Regions from separate parts of the Homo sapiens genome. Here region 2 is linked to region 1. Evidence: chromatin loops called from intact Hi-C (ENCODE). Cell type or tissue: mammary epithelial cell. All regions are shown on one strand. Each heading gives the region's core, and the rest is flanking DNA. Links, peaks and the distances in the headings are about the cores only.

Region 1 (8,336 bases), core at 181-8,180:
TTCTCCAAGCCTGGTGCTCTGGAAGAGGCAGGAAGAAATGCATGGGTTGGGGATCTGTTTATAGATGGGTATGCATTTTGTGGATCCTGGTGTTATTTCTTACTGTTCGTAGGTATCACTTACATGTTAGGCATTTTGTGGGTAATAAAAAATAGCAAAGCCCAGGGAAATAAAATTCATATTAATGACTCATATTTTATAACTCAGCCTTAGGATGCTTGGGAATAATCCCACCTGCTCCAGCTGCTTGCTTGGGGAGCTGTGAGGCCACAGTGGGGCGTGCTGCTCAGGGTGCTCCACAGATGGACACCTGAGTTTGAATCCTGAGTGTCCCACTTTACTAGATGGCAACTGGAGACATGTTATCTGAATGTCTTGAGCCTTCGTTTCTCCATTTGGAAATGGGGCCTTTTATAGCATAGGCCCATGGTAAGCACTGCATCTGCATTTTTTGTTACTCTCCTAAGCTTCCACAGATGTCCAGGCTTATCACAGAGAGCTCAGCATCCTGGGATCAAAAGATAAAGTGACAGTGTGACAGGGTTTGCACATTCTGCTCAGGATCATCTCTCCATGAAAATGAGGAAAAGAGATGCAGGTGCCTACGTATGGGAATGTTTCCATGGAATATTATTGATATCTCCCTTTGAGGATAAAAAGAGCTGTAAAAAGGTCTTCTGACTATGTTCAGTTCAGGTTTTGCATATGTTTTGGTCTTAAAAATGCACCATGTAAAATGATTAGAGATAACTGTATACTGGTCAGCCCAAATACTAGAGAAATATCTCTCCAAAGTCTCTTGAATGAAATAAAGTAGTTTCACTGAGCCAGTAGTGGCTACACCTCTGACCCATTGGGGAAGAGTCCCCACTTCTGATCTCACATCCTTGGGAGATATGGTCTGATTCAGTCTGCACTGGGCCTGTTGCTGTTATGGAAACGATATCAGTGTGTTTTATGTGTGTGGGCTCATGCATGTGCACGTGTGTGTATGAGGGCATTCCATAAGAGGGCTGAGATGTAGGTGGAGAAGAGCCTACTGCATATACACCCTAACTGTTTGGAATTTTCATGAGGCTAAGTACCCTGATGACCTCCCTCATAAGAATGAATTAATCAAACAAAACTGGTTGCAGCGTAGCCATGTCGTAAACTGTAGAGACCATTACCATCACCTTCATTGCCAGCAAAGAACATGAATCCTAATGAAATGGATACTCAGTGGAAGCATCCAGTTTGGGACCAGGAGCTGGAAAATGAAAGGAATGGGTATAAGTGCCACCTCTCTTAGTGCCCGGTAAATGGAATCCCTTCATCTGCCTTTTAAAGGCTCAATATAAATGGTGCTCATTTCAGTTAAGACCTATAGGTGAACTAAGGAGAATTTGGACAGCCAGTTTAGAAATTATTCTATAATAGTCACCATATTTTTTATTCAAAAATACATGTATACCGCCTAACATTCTTTTTTGATTTGTGGATTTATTTAAAAAGTATTACAAAGGTATAAGAATTACATCAGATTTAGTAATAATACATTTAATAAATCATGCTTATGGAAAGGAATAAAATTTCATGAGATTGAATCTGCCCCAAGACAATATGGGATAAATGGTACTGACAGTGCCTGCTCCAAGCAGAACAAAGAGTACAGGTTGAACGTGTGAGCGAAATAGAAAGGGATTTCTTATGACCTTTATTCAGATGCCCAGCAGTGATTCCCACCCCACCCCCTGAATTTTCTGAGTATTTGATACTGTGATTCCCTTCTCCTTTTGTGGACAGCACATAGTAAATCTGAATGTGTTCAGAAGCTGGATGATAGGCTACCTATCATCCATGTGGAGCCTGTGGAGTACAAGTCCATTAGGTGTATGCAGAACAACTTCATGCCAGTTCTTGGGAACTTGACAAGCAGTCATCCAAATATGATGCTAACAAAATCTAGGTTTCCCTCTTTTTGAGGCTCACCAGCAGCTCTGTAAGCTTTATGTACTTTTTTCATCACAGTCTAGAAGGCGAAAAAATCGCCAGAAAGTCCAGGTTAACTAAATAGAGCACCCAGTCTGGGATCTCCATAACAAAACCGCTGGACAAGATCCCATGCAAAAATTCTTTGGAAGTTTCCTCGAAGATGCTATAGCTATTTTTTTCTTGAAGTGGACCCTCTGAAAATATCGATCAAGTCACTTATTTTCTAGAACTAAAACCATGACTAGCTAGGTGGACGAAAGAGCTTATTTGCTAGCTTTCAAATAGATGAAGGGGAGAAGGATTGAAGGCTAATATAAAATTATCTGTTTACCTTGCAATTTTGTCTTAAAAATGAGTTTTTCAGGATAAAAATTACCTTAAAAAACTTATGACGTTTCACATAGTGTCAACAATAATAATACATAGTCTTCCTACCTTATTGCTGATGGTTCTAATAACATCTGTATTACCCTAGTGAATGTGTTCTTTGTGAACTTGCATGCTCTCTCTTCATAAACCTCCCTAGTAGGATAACTACCAAGCACCAGACTGTGCTGTCTACCCACCCTCCACTTTAACTTTGGATTATATGATACAACCAGGATTTGCAGTCATTCAAAAGAAAGATGATCTTACTCTCATATAGATGGTCTTTTGTAATGGCTTGAAATAGTGAGACCCTCTGTCCCATTCTCCAAAAACTGCCTTTTTCCATTTTATATGTGGGAGATTAATTTTGAGGTAGTCTTCTCCTCCTTTACAAAAACATCTCTTAGCAGTGGTTCCTAAACTGTGGTGTGCGTAAGAATTCCTGGAGTGCTTGGGAAAATATTCGTGATTCTGCCCCCTGAAATTCTGATTGGGGAGAGATGCACTTGGACCCCAGGAATCTGCATTTAATGAGAATTTCTAATGTAGGTGATCCTTGTGGATCACACTTAAAGAATCTAGAGCTTGAATCCCTTGATTCAAATCCTGGCTCTGCTACTTTTTTGTTGTTGTTGTTATTTCAGTCAAGTTGCTTAACCTCCTTATGCCTCAATTTCCTCATTTGTGTAAATAGTGTAATAACATCTCACAGAGCTTTTGGGAGAATTAAATTGGTTAATCTAGACAAAGTGCTTAGAATGCACTGGATTATGAACTGCTAGGTTAATTCCTGAATTATTAATTGCTGAATTAATTCTTAATTGCTGGATTAATTCCTGGATTATTAATTGCTCAATAAATGTTAGCTAGATCAACCCAACAAATCACAGATGTCTTGAAATAGATTGTTTCAATCAGGTTTGTATTCTGTTAATCTGTCATTCATATCAGCTGAGGAATATATATCTTGGGTTATGTTGGTGTGTTAGGATGGGCAAGGAGTCATTTAACTGGAGCACTGCAATGCATTGTCATTGCTTGTAGGATAAGAACCAGACTCCTTAACTTGGTCTCTAAGCATCTGCTGGTCTGGTCTTACACCATCCTCCCAGTCATTCTCACTGTGATCCATTCACATTTGGCTTCTTTCAGATTTTCAAAGATGCCATGTTGCCTCCTAGCACACATGTGTTTTGTTTGGGTCACTCTTCCCCTCACTCTCAATTTATTAACTTTTACTCTTCCTTTAGATCATGGCTTGATGTCACTTTCTCTGAAATGCTTTTCCTGATCTCACTAAGTGATTATTTGTGCTAAGAGAACACAGAGTTCATAGCTCTGTTTTTATACTCCATATCACAGTTATGCTTAATATTTTTGCCTCCTCTATTAGAGTCTGCAGGTTGTAAGGCAGAAACCTTGTCAGTTTGTTGTATCACTAGCACAAGTGCCTGGCATAGATACTTGCTAAATATTTGTTGAGAAAATTATTAAATTTTGATTGAGGAAGACTTGGATGGAATGATGGTTTTGGCATAAACTGAGGATTTGGACAGCCTTCAAGAGGATGGGAAGGCAAAGGGTGGGTGTCCCCATGGCAGAGGAGACTAGGCAGGACAGTTAAGAGGAGATGTTCCAGAAAGATGGTAGAGAAAACCTGAGCCATCCACCACCCTGAGGGTGAATGTTGTCTGGGCAGAGCTGAGAAAGATTGACAGTGTTGGCTTTGGGTGCTGTACCTGGGTGAGACTTTCTTCCTACACTTAGTGGCATAAAGAGACAAAATGGAAAGCCAGGATTCATATTCTTGAAGGTACAAATCCAACATCAAGACCAATGGGCGGCCAGGCGTCGTGGCTCCCGCCTGTAATCCCAGCACTTTGGGAGGCCAAGGTGGATGGATCACCTGAGGTCAGGAGTTTGAGACCAGCCTGTCCAACATGGTGAAACCCCATCTTTAATAAATATACAAAAATTAGCCAGGCATGATGGCACATGCCTGTAATCTCAGCTACTCAGGAGGCTGAGGCAGGAGAATCGCTTGAACCTGGGAGGAAGAGGTTGCAGTGAGCCGAGATCACACCATTGCACTCCAGCAAGACTGTCAAAACAAAACAAAACACCAGTGGGCTATAGCTGAGCATTTGGAGTTGGATGGATATGGGGTTTATACTGAGCTTCATTTAGGAAGAAAGGAGGCTGAGGGCGACTGTTGCTGTTTAGACAGTGGATGTGTTGTAGATGGATAGTTCAGCTTGGCTTCAAGAATCAGAAACACACAAAGAGCAGGTCCCAGTCTCCTCAGAAGCCTCATCTGGGTCATTACGGGCTGAGGGTCCCAGGCTTGCAGAGACCTTTAAGGAAGAGAAGGTTCTCCTTGAGGTTGTTATGATGCCAAGGCAGATGACGATAGGGCAGAGAGTAATTCTTTTCTCTCTAACATAAGCCCAAATCGGTGCCTTCTGTGACACTTACCATTTTCCATCAATCTCTGTGGAACTGAGGGCTTCCGCAGACCCCTGAGTGAGATTGCCACCTTATGAGCCCCCTCGAGTCTGACCAGGATGTGCAGCCATTCACTGCTCAGTGGCGACCCCTGCTGCTAAGGAGAGAGATGGCAGCACATTCAGAGTTGGTGACATTAATTCTAGTCATGCAACCCGGGGAATTTGGAGCAAGCAGGGGAGGAGTCTGAGGGGATGAAAATGGGCTGAGGAAATCCAGGGAGATCCCTAGTGTTCAGGGCGCCTTGATGAGGTGCTAATGCAGAAAAGAGCTGGGCCTGAACACTCCGTACTTACAAAATCTTCCACAAGCCGCCAGTGTAATCGCTTCATTCCAAAGGTTGGCTAGGAACCACCGCAGTGCCCTCTGAGGAATACCATTGCAAACTTTAACTTTTATTTGCGGAGCTCTCAGGGCTGTTAGGCAACAAATATTTTTAAAGATACCCCTCTAATTCTCTAGGTTAAAAGTTGCAGTAATTTTAATTAGGGGTAGAGGCTGTTTATGTTTGTTTACATCCTGGGTAGGAATTAGAGTATAAATCCTCCCAGTGGGACCCCTGCTGGGATGCTCTGGAATGCTTGCATTCCTGAGTATGTGAGCACCCCTGGTGTGCATGCCTTGTGTGTACATGGCAAGGTATCGCGAGGTGGTTCTATGACATTTCTGGACAAAAACTGTGTGTGAAGAGAAGGTAGGAGAAAGCAAACTCACAATCAAATAAAAGTAGAGAGAGGGGAAGAGATGAGATTGCAGTTGATTATGGGTCTGGCAGCAGATGTTCTGCACGAATCCAACTCGCTGCAGCCAGTCTGTTTCTATGGCAACAGAATCGGTAATTATTGAGCCCAGGCACTCCCCCACTTCTCCCAACAAGGTGGAGGCTGATGAATATGAACTATCTCCAGCCCATCACCAGCTTTTTCTTTTTCTTCTTGTCCTTATTTGTTTTTTAGTTCTTTATAAGAAAAAGTGGGGGATATATTGAGAAGTACCAAGACGGGGAGCTATGGGTTTATTGACAAAAGAGCATAGGACACTAAAATAGAAACGAAGTTATTATTTTTCTCTTGTGATACTCTAAGAGAAAAGCTCTTCCTGGAAAAGCCGATGATCTCTGAAGATGCTAAATAAATGAGCAGGAGTTTCCCTGAAATGGAGGCGCCCTTTGATTGGCTGATCTTTCCCCGACTCCTGCCAATCGGAGCATCCCTGGGCTCCAGCTCCATAAACATAAGCAAAGCTACATGCTTATTCTTCTGGACTTGGAGTGTATACCATTTAAAGGTGTGCGGCGGGTCTCTGTTCACATGGCTCAACTGGAAACCTGTTTCATGAACAAGCTTACTCAGGAACCATCTGGTGGTATTCCAGCACATTGTTCTTCAGGGGGACGACTCTAAGTCGCTTTGTGGTGGCAGCAGCTTAGAATCAGTATTTGTGGTTGGGAAAGATGGACTTACGGGAGCTTGGTGAGTAAACCTCCGTCTCACACATGTGTCCACCGGTATTATCAGCCTGAGCTAAATGTAGCTTTGTCCTATTGTCTGCCGAGAAAACTGAATTGGAACAAGCACATGGAGGAGCGGGCATTCAAGGGTTCCCATGATGTAGGAGACTCTGAATTCAAAAGACTGCATGCTTTGCTTGGGTCTGATCCGATTTGTAGCTGACTGTACATTATACTTGGACATTGGTTGTCTTGTTAGGATTAGTGTAAGGAGCAGAGTTCTGCTTTATTTCCCTGGGTGTTGATGCATTTCAAGAGAAAATGCTTTTAAAGCTACATTAATAATAAGAGTCAACCCTGTGTATTGCTAGGAAGAGAGAAAAAGGTGCAGGCACGGAGCCCGGAGCCGCTTGATTGTGTTGCTGGTGTTTGCATTGTGAAGAGAGATGTTATTACAATGGTCTGTCAAACACTTCTTCAGACCCCCAGCCACGGAATGAAGCATCTCTTCTCCGTGTGCCACTGTTCTCTGCTTGGAAAATGTGTAACTGAGCTAGGTCATGTCCTTTCCTTTTATGAAACCTGTCTCCAAATTGAAATATGTTTTTTAATTAATTGCAAAGATAAAGTGAAGTGCAATTGGAAAGATTTTAGCAGTCAAAAAGCATGCTTCAAAATGACTCTATTTTGCATCCTTTCAAACCCCTGAAAAACCAGAGAGGGTTTGCAAAGTTATATTCAAGGATTGGCTCTCTGCCAGGAAAGGGATGCTCTGAGCTATTGCTCTGCTCCCTGGGGTTTAATTTTCTGACACTGGTGATGAAATTTTCAATTTCGTTGGGTAGAAACAGGAAGAACAAGAAAGCAGTACTATAAACAGGCAATGGAGGGGCAGCGTGGGGAACGAGAAACTCTTTGCCTGTAGGGACCCTTCTAGCTGCAAACTTAAAAATGTATGTGGCAAGATGCAACCCAAGCACCGAGCAGGATTCCAGACGAGTTATAATCATTCTGAACGGGGAGAGGAAAGGTAATGCCATTGGCTTGGGTTGCAGAGAGTGGGGGCTGAAGTTGGGGCTTCTATCTCTGCCTAAGATCTTTTCCCCTGATTGTCTCCTGATTTTGAGGATTCATCATGTTACTTTTTTTAAAATGTGATTTCCTGTCTTATGTGCCTGAAAGTGTCATAGCACACTTGATGTCTTCTATTTACAGTCCACTTGACTTCAAATAATGGAGAGAGGAAAAGAGAATGAAGCATCTGGTTTATGAAGAAATGCACATGAAATAGTCAAACAAGAGAAATCTTATTGGTTGTCCTTTTTAAAAAATGTCCTTTTGCACAGGAGAATGCTGTGGGTCTTCACGTGGCTCTAGAATAGAATTTACTTTATCCTAAATGGGACCTGTGATGAATGGTTACAGAAACAGAAGAGCTAGAAAGCTTTCGCCTATAGAAGACTCAAGGCAGGGTGAGGGCGACTGGGTGTCTGGGAGAGACCTTCTACTCTGTCTATTAAAGAAGTAGGGCTGACGTTGCAGGAGAGGGAGAATTTCCTAACTGCGGGTGACAATGCATCAGGGACACCTGGTCACTTGACAAGGTCAGTGACCTGTTTGTTAGCTGAATGCCTTTCTGGAGATGTAGGCTGCTCTCTGATCCCATGAGGCTCCAGATGGCTGGATACATTGAGAATTCTGCCTGACTGGAAGAGCTTGTGTGCATGTTAACTCTGCCTGCTGCACCACACTCCTCAGTACACCTCGATGCTCGATTTTGAGGAAGTCTGGTTTCTAGAGGATGTGCATTAAGTGACAGTCAGCTCGTTAGAGTCAATGTCCATTTCGCCTTGGCCTCTTCTCTCCCCCACTAGTGTCACTTTACATGAGCGAAGTGCTGGCACCTGTTGGTAAGAATGAGAGAAGAAACCAGCTTTTTATGGAAGCAGTAAAAAATGTTTACAAAAAAAAAAAAAAAATCTAAAACAGTAGTTCTTAAGCTATTATTGGATCATGGAACTCTTTAAGAATGTGAAAG
Region 2 (8,336 bases), core at 256-8,255, 150 kb before region 1:
AGCGTGATATAATATAGAAGCTGCATGGGGATTTGAGGAATGGTAGATCTGGATTCTAGATCTCCTGACATTACCTGTGTCATTTGAGATGAGCTATCCTCTCTACCAGTGGGTCTCAAAGAGTCCTCAACTAGCAACATCTGTATCACCTGGGGATTTATTAGAGATGCAGATTCTTTGGCCTCACCCCAGGCCTACTGGATGAGACTTGGGGTGGGGCCAGCAATCAGTGCTTTAACAAGTCCTCCAAGAAATTCAGATGCCTGCTCAAGTTTGAGCACTGCTACTCTCCACCAGGGGCTCAGTTTTTTTGTCTATAAAATAAGAAGACCAGCCTAGATTATATTTAAGGTTTACTCTAGCTCTCCAGTGGCCATGGTGTATGGGCACAGAATAAGTTTAGAGATTTTCTGTCTTAGAGCTTATATTTTCCCTTGGATGTGTGATTGAAATCATTCCGCTGAAAAACTGACAGGCAGGTAACAGAAAAGAAACTGATTTCCAGGAACTAGATACTCAGACTAGATACCCAAACAGCGCCTTGGGTGCTCACTACAAAATAACTCATAATATTTTCAGCTGGTTGGTACTACTTTCCCAAAGTGAAAAAACTCTGGTGTTTTGGAAAGGGAAGTAGCCATCTCCCCTTTCTCTAGGGGCTGAGAGCTGTCTGCTGTGATTCACAGAGCAGCATTTCAACAGAAACTAACAAATGGCATTTCAGAAGGATGTACAGAGGTACACAGGCTTTGCAGTAAAACAAGGGAAAATTTCAAGCCATTTATCAAAGCCCCTGCAGCTTCCATTTCAAGACAGGTGGAAAAAAATAACATGGAACAAGAAAAGAAAATAAATCTGTATCCAAAGCATCTCATAAATAAGAAAGGAGTGGGGGAGTTGCTGGGCTTGCTGGGCTCTCAGAGTATTTTTGTCACAGTACAGAAAGCTTTTAAATGTTTTGGCGTGAAATTCTTTTCCTTTTCTTGTTATTAAAATTTGTGGTTGTAAAATTATTTCACTGGCTATTAAAACCAAAAAAGGAAAGCTGAGAAAATGATACGTGGAGTGAGAGAGAGAGAGAGAGAATGAGAACATAGTTCATTCTGTACCCCAAAATATTTTTTATTTTTATCTGAAATGTAGTGATGCTCCATAATTTAGGCACGTCATTGAAAATCAAAGGCAATTTTCTAATTGGCTTTTGTTCAGTAAGAGCCTATTTGCTGCAGAAAATTAGGATGTGGTTTATTGAACATGAGAGAGACATGGGTCTGTTATAATGTCTGAGGGGGTGGAGAAATTATAACTTTTACTAAAAAGATAGGCCAGTCGCGGTGGCTCACACTTGTAATCCCAGCACTTTGGGAGGCCAAGGCGGGTGGATTACCTGAGGTCAGGAGTTTGAGACCAGCCTGGCCAACATGAGGAAACCCTGTCTCTACTAAAAATACAAAACTTAGCCAGGCATGGTGACGCATGCCTGTAATCCCAGCTACTTGGGAGGCTGAGACAGGAGAATTGCTAGAACCCAGGGGGCAGAGGCTGCAGTGAGCCGAGATCATGCCACTGCACTCCAGCCTGGGTGACAGAATGAGACTCCATCTCAAAAAAAAAAAAAAAAATCGACCGGCTGCAGTGGCTCACACCTGCTGTAATCCTAGCACATTAGGAGGCCAAGGCTGGCAAATCACTTGAGGTCAGGAGTTCGAAATCAGCCTGGCCAGCATGGTGAAACCTCATCTCTACCAAAAATACAAAAATTAGACAGGCATGGTGGCAGGCATCTGTAGTCCCAGCTACTCAGGAGGCTGAGGCAAGAGAATCGCTTGAACCTGGGAGGCGGAGGTTGCAGTGAGCCGAGATTGCACCACTGCACTCCAGCCTGGGTGACAGAGCGAGACTCGGTCGCAAAAAAATAAATAAATAAAAAGATGGATCTCAGGCCCACTCTGCCAGAGGGAATAACGTTGATTGAGGAGAACCTGCATTGAACATCTTTGTGAAATTCCCAGCAATGTTGGGTTGTTGATCAACCTGGTTAAAAGCCCATGCTCTGAGTTCACAGTCTGGCTTTGCCACATAACTGGCTCTGAAACTTTGGGCAAGCTACCCAATTGTCAGTGCTTTAGTTTCCTTTGGGGGATAATGACAGCATCTACCCGGTGGGAGTTTTGTGAGGATTAAGAGCTCCATATGCAAGACACTTTGCGCAATGCCTGGTGCATAGCAGGCATTCTTTTATTGAGACTATTTGCTAATTAGTCACGTAGTTCTTTAAAGGAACCCTAAAACTCAATTACTTTGTTTTTTAACTGTAAGGATTTTTTGAAAATAGCAAATGAATGCCTGTGGAGGGGTGTGATTGATAAAAGGAGGCTTGAAGGACATATTGGGTGCAAAATTCAAAGAAGATTGATAACTCTTGAGCCATGGGATCTTCTCCTCCATCAGCTTCACTAACATATAGCTTTGGGGAATTGTTAGAATTAGGTTCAGAGATACTAATTTTTTCCCACTAGATTTCCTTTCTTACGTATTTATTTTTGAAACTCATATAGCAACACTAGAAATAGGTCTGAACTAAGTATCATGTGTTTCTCTTTTACATTTGGCTCCCCTCCTGTGTCAGCTGGCCTATGATGCACAGTGGCTAATATTGATTAGCCTACATTTTTCTTAAATACAGTTTTCTCAGTCTATGTAAAGTCTAAATGCTAGCAGTACCAAAATAAACGCATTCAACTTCTAAACTGGTGGTAAGGAAAAAAGTAGGAACAAAACATAGTTGAGACATATTGTCCAATGAAATCATTGCCTGTGATGCCACAGCCAGGTGTGAGGTCTGGGGCAAGCTTCCAAACTCATCTGAGCGGCAGTTTCCTCATCAGTAGAACCGGGATAAGAATAGCACCTACCAGGTGTGAGATTTAATACATGTAAAGTACAAAATAGTGCTAACACCCAGAATGTACTTAGCAAATGTTAACTTCTTAAATGTTACTTGTGTTCATGAGAATCCAATGTATCAAAGTGAAAATAATCAATTTGTGTGTAATGGGGAGGAAGTTTTACTATTCTTTACTAAATAACTAAAAACATTACAAAATATTTAATGGCAAGTTACTTTTTAGACTTAATCTCTGGTCATTTATTTCCAATTAAGACTGGACCCCACTGTATTTGACATGCGGAATGGTTTTTATTTTTGTTACGATCATATTTATTTTGAGATGTATCCTTCTTATCATTAGTAGCAGTTCTCTAGTATTTTAAAAACTTTCCAACATTGGAATAAATGAATCAGGATAAAATGCTAAAATAAAATACTCAAATCATTGCACTTATTCAACCTCTAGTTGTGGACAGCGATGCTCTTTAAACTGTGGACTGTGGCCAGTAGGCAGCACTACTCTCTCATAGTTTCAGATATTGCCTATTAGCTTATAAACAAAATTTCAGATCAGCATGGGTAAGACAGTTTAGATGTATTCTTGAATAATGTAGAAAAGTGTGGGTTGTTTGATCCTCAAACAAGTGAACAGAAAGGCCTTCCAGCACCAAAGTTAGAAAAAAAATTGCCTTTAACCAAAATTGCCCTGGAGAAACAGAGATTCATGCTGTTTATCCAGGGACAAAATGAAAGTATGTTATTTCATACAAATTATCTGGATCATGAGGCAAAAGCAGTTTTCTTTCATACCTCTTTAACTTTTCTTTTTCATCTGTTTAACCTGTGGGAAAAACAACTTGTCTTAAATTATTCACCATTTAGATCTGAATTTTTAAATTTTCTTATTTTCAGTTTTTTTTGGTTTATTTCAGTAGGGTTTTGGAGAACAGGTGATGTTTGGTTACATGAATAAGTTCTTTAGTGATGATTTCTAAGATTTTGGTGCACCTGTCACCCGAGCAGTGTACACTGTACCCAATGTGTAGTCTTTTATCCCTCACCAACCCCCATTCTTTCCCCTAAGTCCCCAAAGTCCAGTGCGTCATTCTTATGCCTTAGCTCCCACATGAGTGAGAACATACGATGTTTGGTTTTCCATTCCTGAGTTACTTCACTTAGATTAACAGTCTCCAATTCCCTCCAGGTTGCTGTGAATGCCACTATTTCATTCTCTTTTATGGCTGAGTCATATTCCATGGTGTATATAAATATGCCACGTTTTCTTTATCCACTCATTGATTGATGGGCATTTGGGCTGGTTCCATATTTTTGCAGTTGCAAATTGTACTGCTGTATACATGTGTTTGCAAGTATCTTTTTCATATAATGACTTCTTTTCCTCTGGGTAAATACCTAGTAGTGGGATTGCTGGATCAAATGGTAGATCTACTTTTAGTTCTTTAAGGAACCTCCACACTGTTTTCTATAGTGGTTGTACTAGTTTACCTTCCACCAACAGTGTAAAAGTGTTCCCTTTTCACTGCGTCTATGCCAGCATCTATTGTTTTTTGATTTCTTGATTATAGCCATTCTTATAGGAGTCAGGTGGTATTGCATTGTGGTTTCGATTTGCATTTCCCTGATTATTACTGATGTTGAGCATTTTTTCCGTATGCTTGTTGTCCATTTGTGTATCTTTTGTTGAGAATTGTCTATTCATGTTCTTAGCCCACTTTTTGGTGGGATTGTTTTTTTCTTACTGATTTGTTTGAGTTCTTTGTAAATTCTGGATATTAGTCTTTTGGTCAGATGTATAGATTGTGAATATTTTCTCCCATTCTGTGTGTTGTCTGTTAACTCTGCTGATTATTTCCTTTTCTGTGCAGAAGCTTTTTAGTTAAATTAAGTCCCTTCTATTTATGTTTGTTTTTGTTGCATTTGCTTTTGGGTTCTTGGTCATTAAGTCTTTGCCTAAGCCAATGGCTAGAGGGGTTTTCCAGTGTCATCTTCTGTAATCTTTATGGTTTCAGGTCTTAGATGTAAGTCTTTTTTTTTTTTGAGACGGAGTCTCACTCTGTCGCCCAGGCTGGAGTGCACTGGCGCCATCTCGGCTCACTACAAGCTCTGCCTCCCAGGTTCACGCCATTCTCCTGCCTCAGCCTCCGGAGTAGTTGGGACTATAGGCGCCTGCCACCACGCCCAGCTAATTTTTTGTATTTTTTTTTTTTTTTTAGTAGAGGTGGGGTTTCATCATGTTAGCCAGGATGGTCTCGCTCTCCTGACCTCGTGATCTGCCCACCATGGCCTCCCAAAGTGCTGGGATTACAGGCGTGAACCACCATGCCCGGCCTTAGATTTAAGTATTTGATCCATCTTGAGTTGATTTTCGTGTAAGTTGAGAGATGAGGATCCAGTTTCATTCTTCTACATGTGGCTTGCCAATTATCCCAACACCATTTGTTGAATAGGGTGTCCTTTTCCCACTTTATTTTTTTATTTTCTTTGTCAAAGATCAGTTGGCTGTAAGTATTTGGCTCTATTTCTGGGTTCTCTATTCTATTCTATTGGTCTATGTGCCTATTTTTAAACCAGTTCCATGCTGTTTTGATGACTGTCGCCTTATAGTATAGTTGGATGTTGAGTAATGTGATACCTCCAGATTTGTTCTTTTTGTTTAGTCTTGCATTGGCTCTGTGGGCTCTTTTTTGGTTCCATATGAATTTTAGGATTATTTTTTCTAGTTTTCTGAAGAGCAGTGGTGGTATTTGGATAGGAATTGCATTGAATTTGTAAACTGCTTTTGACAGTATGGTCGTTTTCACAATATTGATTCTACCCATCCATGAGCATGGGATGTGTTTCCATTTGTTTGTGTTGTCTATGATGTCTTTCAGCAGTGTTTTGTAGTTTTCCTTGTAGAGGTCTTTCACCTCCCTGGTTAGGTATATTTTTAAGTATTTTATTTTTTTGCAGCTATTGTGAAAGAGGTTGAGTGATTTGATTTTCAGCTTGATCACTGTTGGTATATAGCAGAGCTACTGATTGGCATACATTAATTTTGTATCCTAAAACTTTACTGAATTTATTTGCCAGTTTTAGGAGCTTATTGGATAAGTCTTTAGGGTTTTCTAGGTATACAATCATATCATCAGCAAACAGTGACAATTTGACTTCCTCTTTATTGATTTGGATACCCTTTATTTATTTCTCTTGTCTGATTGCTCTGGCTAGGACTTCCAGTACTATGTTGAATAGTGGTGAAAGTGGGCATCCTTGTCTGTTCTAGTTCTCAGGGGGAATGCTTCCACCTTTTGCCTATTCAGTAGAATGTTGATGGTGAGTTTGTTGTAAATGGCTTTTATTACCTTAAGGTATATCCCTTCTATGCAGATTTTGCTGAGGGTTTTAATCATAAAGCGATGTTGGATTCTGTCAAATGCATTTTCTGCATCTGTTGAGATGATCATATGATTTTCGTTTTTGATTCTGTTTATGTGGTGTATCACATTTATTGACTTATATGTGTTAAACCATCCCAGCATCCCTGGTATGAAACCCACTTGATCATGGTGGATTATCTTTTTGATACGCTGTTGGATTTGGTTCACTAGTATTTTATTGAGGATTTTTGCATCTGTGTTCATCAGTGATACTGGTCTGTAGTTTTCTTTTTTTATGATGTCCTTCCCTGGTTTTTGGTATTAAGATGATACTGGCTTCATAGAACGATTAAGGGAGGATTCCCTCTCTCTCTATCTTTTGGAATAGTGTCAATAGATTGGTACTAATTCTTACTTGAATGTCTGATAGAATTCAGCTGTGAATCCATCTGGTCCTGGACTTTTTTTGGTTGGAAATTTTCTTTATTACCATTTCAATCTCACTGCCTGTTATTGGTCTGCTCAGAGATTCTATATCTTCCTGGTTTAATCTAGAAAAGTTGCATATTTCCAGGAATTTATCCATCTCTTCTAGGCTTTCTAGTTTATATGCATAAAGGTGTTCATAGAAGCCTTGAATAATCTTTTATATTTCTCTAGTATCAGTTGTAATATCTCCCATTTTGTTTCCAATTGAGCTTATTTGGATCTTCTCTCTTCTTTTTTTGGTTAATCTCACTAATGGTCTATCTTCTTTTTTTTTTTATCTTTTCAAAGAACCAGCATATCGTTTCATTTATCTTTTGTATTTTTGTTGTTGTTGTTGTTTGTTTCAATTTCATTTAGTTCTGCTCTGATCTTCATTATTTCTTTTCTTCTGCTGGGTTTGGGTTTGGATTGTTCTTGTTTCTCCAGGTCCATGTTTGTGCTCTTTCAGACTTCCGATGTAGGCATTTAATCCTATGAACTTTCCTCTTAGCACAACCATTGCTATATCCCAGAGGTTTTGATAGGTTGTGTCACTATTATCATTCAGTTCAAATATTTTTTTAATTTCCATCTTGATTTCTCTGTTGACCCAGTGATCATTCAGGAGCAGGTTATTTAATTTCCATGTGTTTGCATGGTTTTGTGGATTCCTGTTGGAGTTGATTTCCAATTTTATTCCACTGTGGTCTGAGAGAGTACTTGATATAATTTCAGTTATCTTAAATTTACTGAGACTTGGGCCAGGCACAGTGGCTCACGCCTGTAATCCCAGCACTTTGGAAGGCCGAGGTGGGTGGATCACCTGAGGTCAGGAGTTCAAAACCAGCCTGGTCAACGTGGCAAAACCCTGTCTCTACTAAAAATACAAAAAGTAGCCAGGCATGGTGGCACGTGGCTGTATTCCCAGCTACTCGGGAGGCTGAGGCAGGAGAATTGCTTGAACCTGGGAGGTGGAGGTTGCAGTGAGCGAGATTGCACCACTGTATTCCAGCCTGGTGACAGAGTGAGACTCTGCCTCCAAAAAAAAAAAAATTACTGAGACTTCTTTTGTGGTCTATCATATGATCTGTCTTGGAGAGCATTCCATGTGCTGATGAATAGAATGTGTATTCTGCAGTTGTTGGGTAGAATGTTCTGTAAATATCCATTAAGTCCATTTGTTGTAGGGTATAGTTTAAGTCCATTGTTTCTTTGTTGACTTTCTGTCTTGATGACCTTTCTAGTGCTGTCAGTGGAGTATTAAAGTCCCCCACTATTATTGTGGTGCCGTCTATATCATTTCTTAGGTCTAGTAGTAATTGTTTTATAAATTTGGGAGATCCAGTGTTAGATGCATATATATTTAGTATTGTGATATTTCCCTGTTGGGCTAGTCCTTTTACCATTATATAATGTCCTTCTTTGTCTTTTTTAACTGCTGTTGCTTTAAAGTTAGTTTTGTCTGATATAAGAATAGCTACTCCTGCTTGCTTTTGTTGTCCATTTGCATGGAATATCTTTTAACCTTTACCCTTTACCTGAAATTTATGTGAGTCCTTATGTGTTAGGTGAGTCTCTTGAAGGCAGCAGAAACTTGG

Evidence for each region. Peaks named below come from ENCODE experiments on the same cell type or tissue, not always from the same donor. Only the 100,000 strongest peaks of a DNase experiment are listed, where the experiment ranks them.
Region 2: a loop joins it to region 1, with 22 times the contacts of the local background. A loop is called at or near these places in 2 of 110 quality-filtered maps.

Annotation. Positions count from the first base shown.
Region 1 is chr7:36,983,907-36,992,242 of GRCh38, reverse strand. All of the region lies in intron 16 of ELMO1 (engulfment and cell motility 1), which reads left to right. Among named protein-coding and RNA genes, the nearest start is that of ELMO1-AS1, 9.7 kb to the left of the region's middle. RefSeq lists a silencer at 5,305-5,599. In mammary epithelial cell, for the core only: a CTCF peak has its summit at 4,938 (motif pointing left); no DNase peak of the experiment used is centred there.
Region 2 is chr7:37,136,998-37,145,333 of GRCh38, reverse strand. All of the region lies in intron 13 of ELMO1 (engulfment and cell motility 1), which reads left to right. Among named protein-coding and RNA genes, the nearest start is that of ELMO1-AS1, 140 kb to the right of the region's middle. In mammary epithelial cell, for the core only: a CTCF peak has its summit at 3,384; no DNase peak of the experiment used is centred there.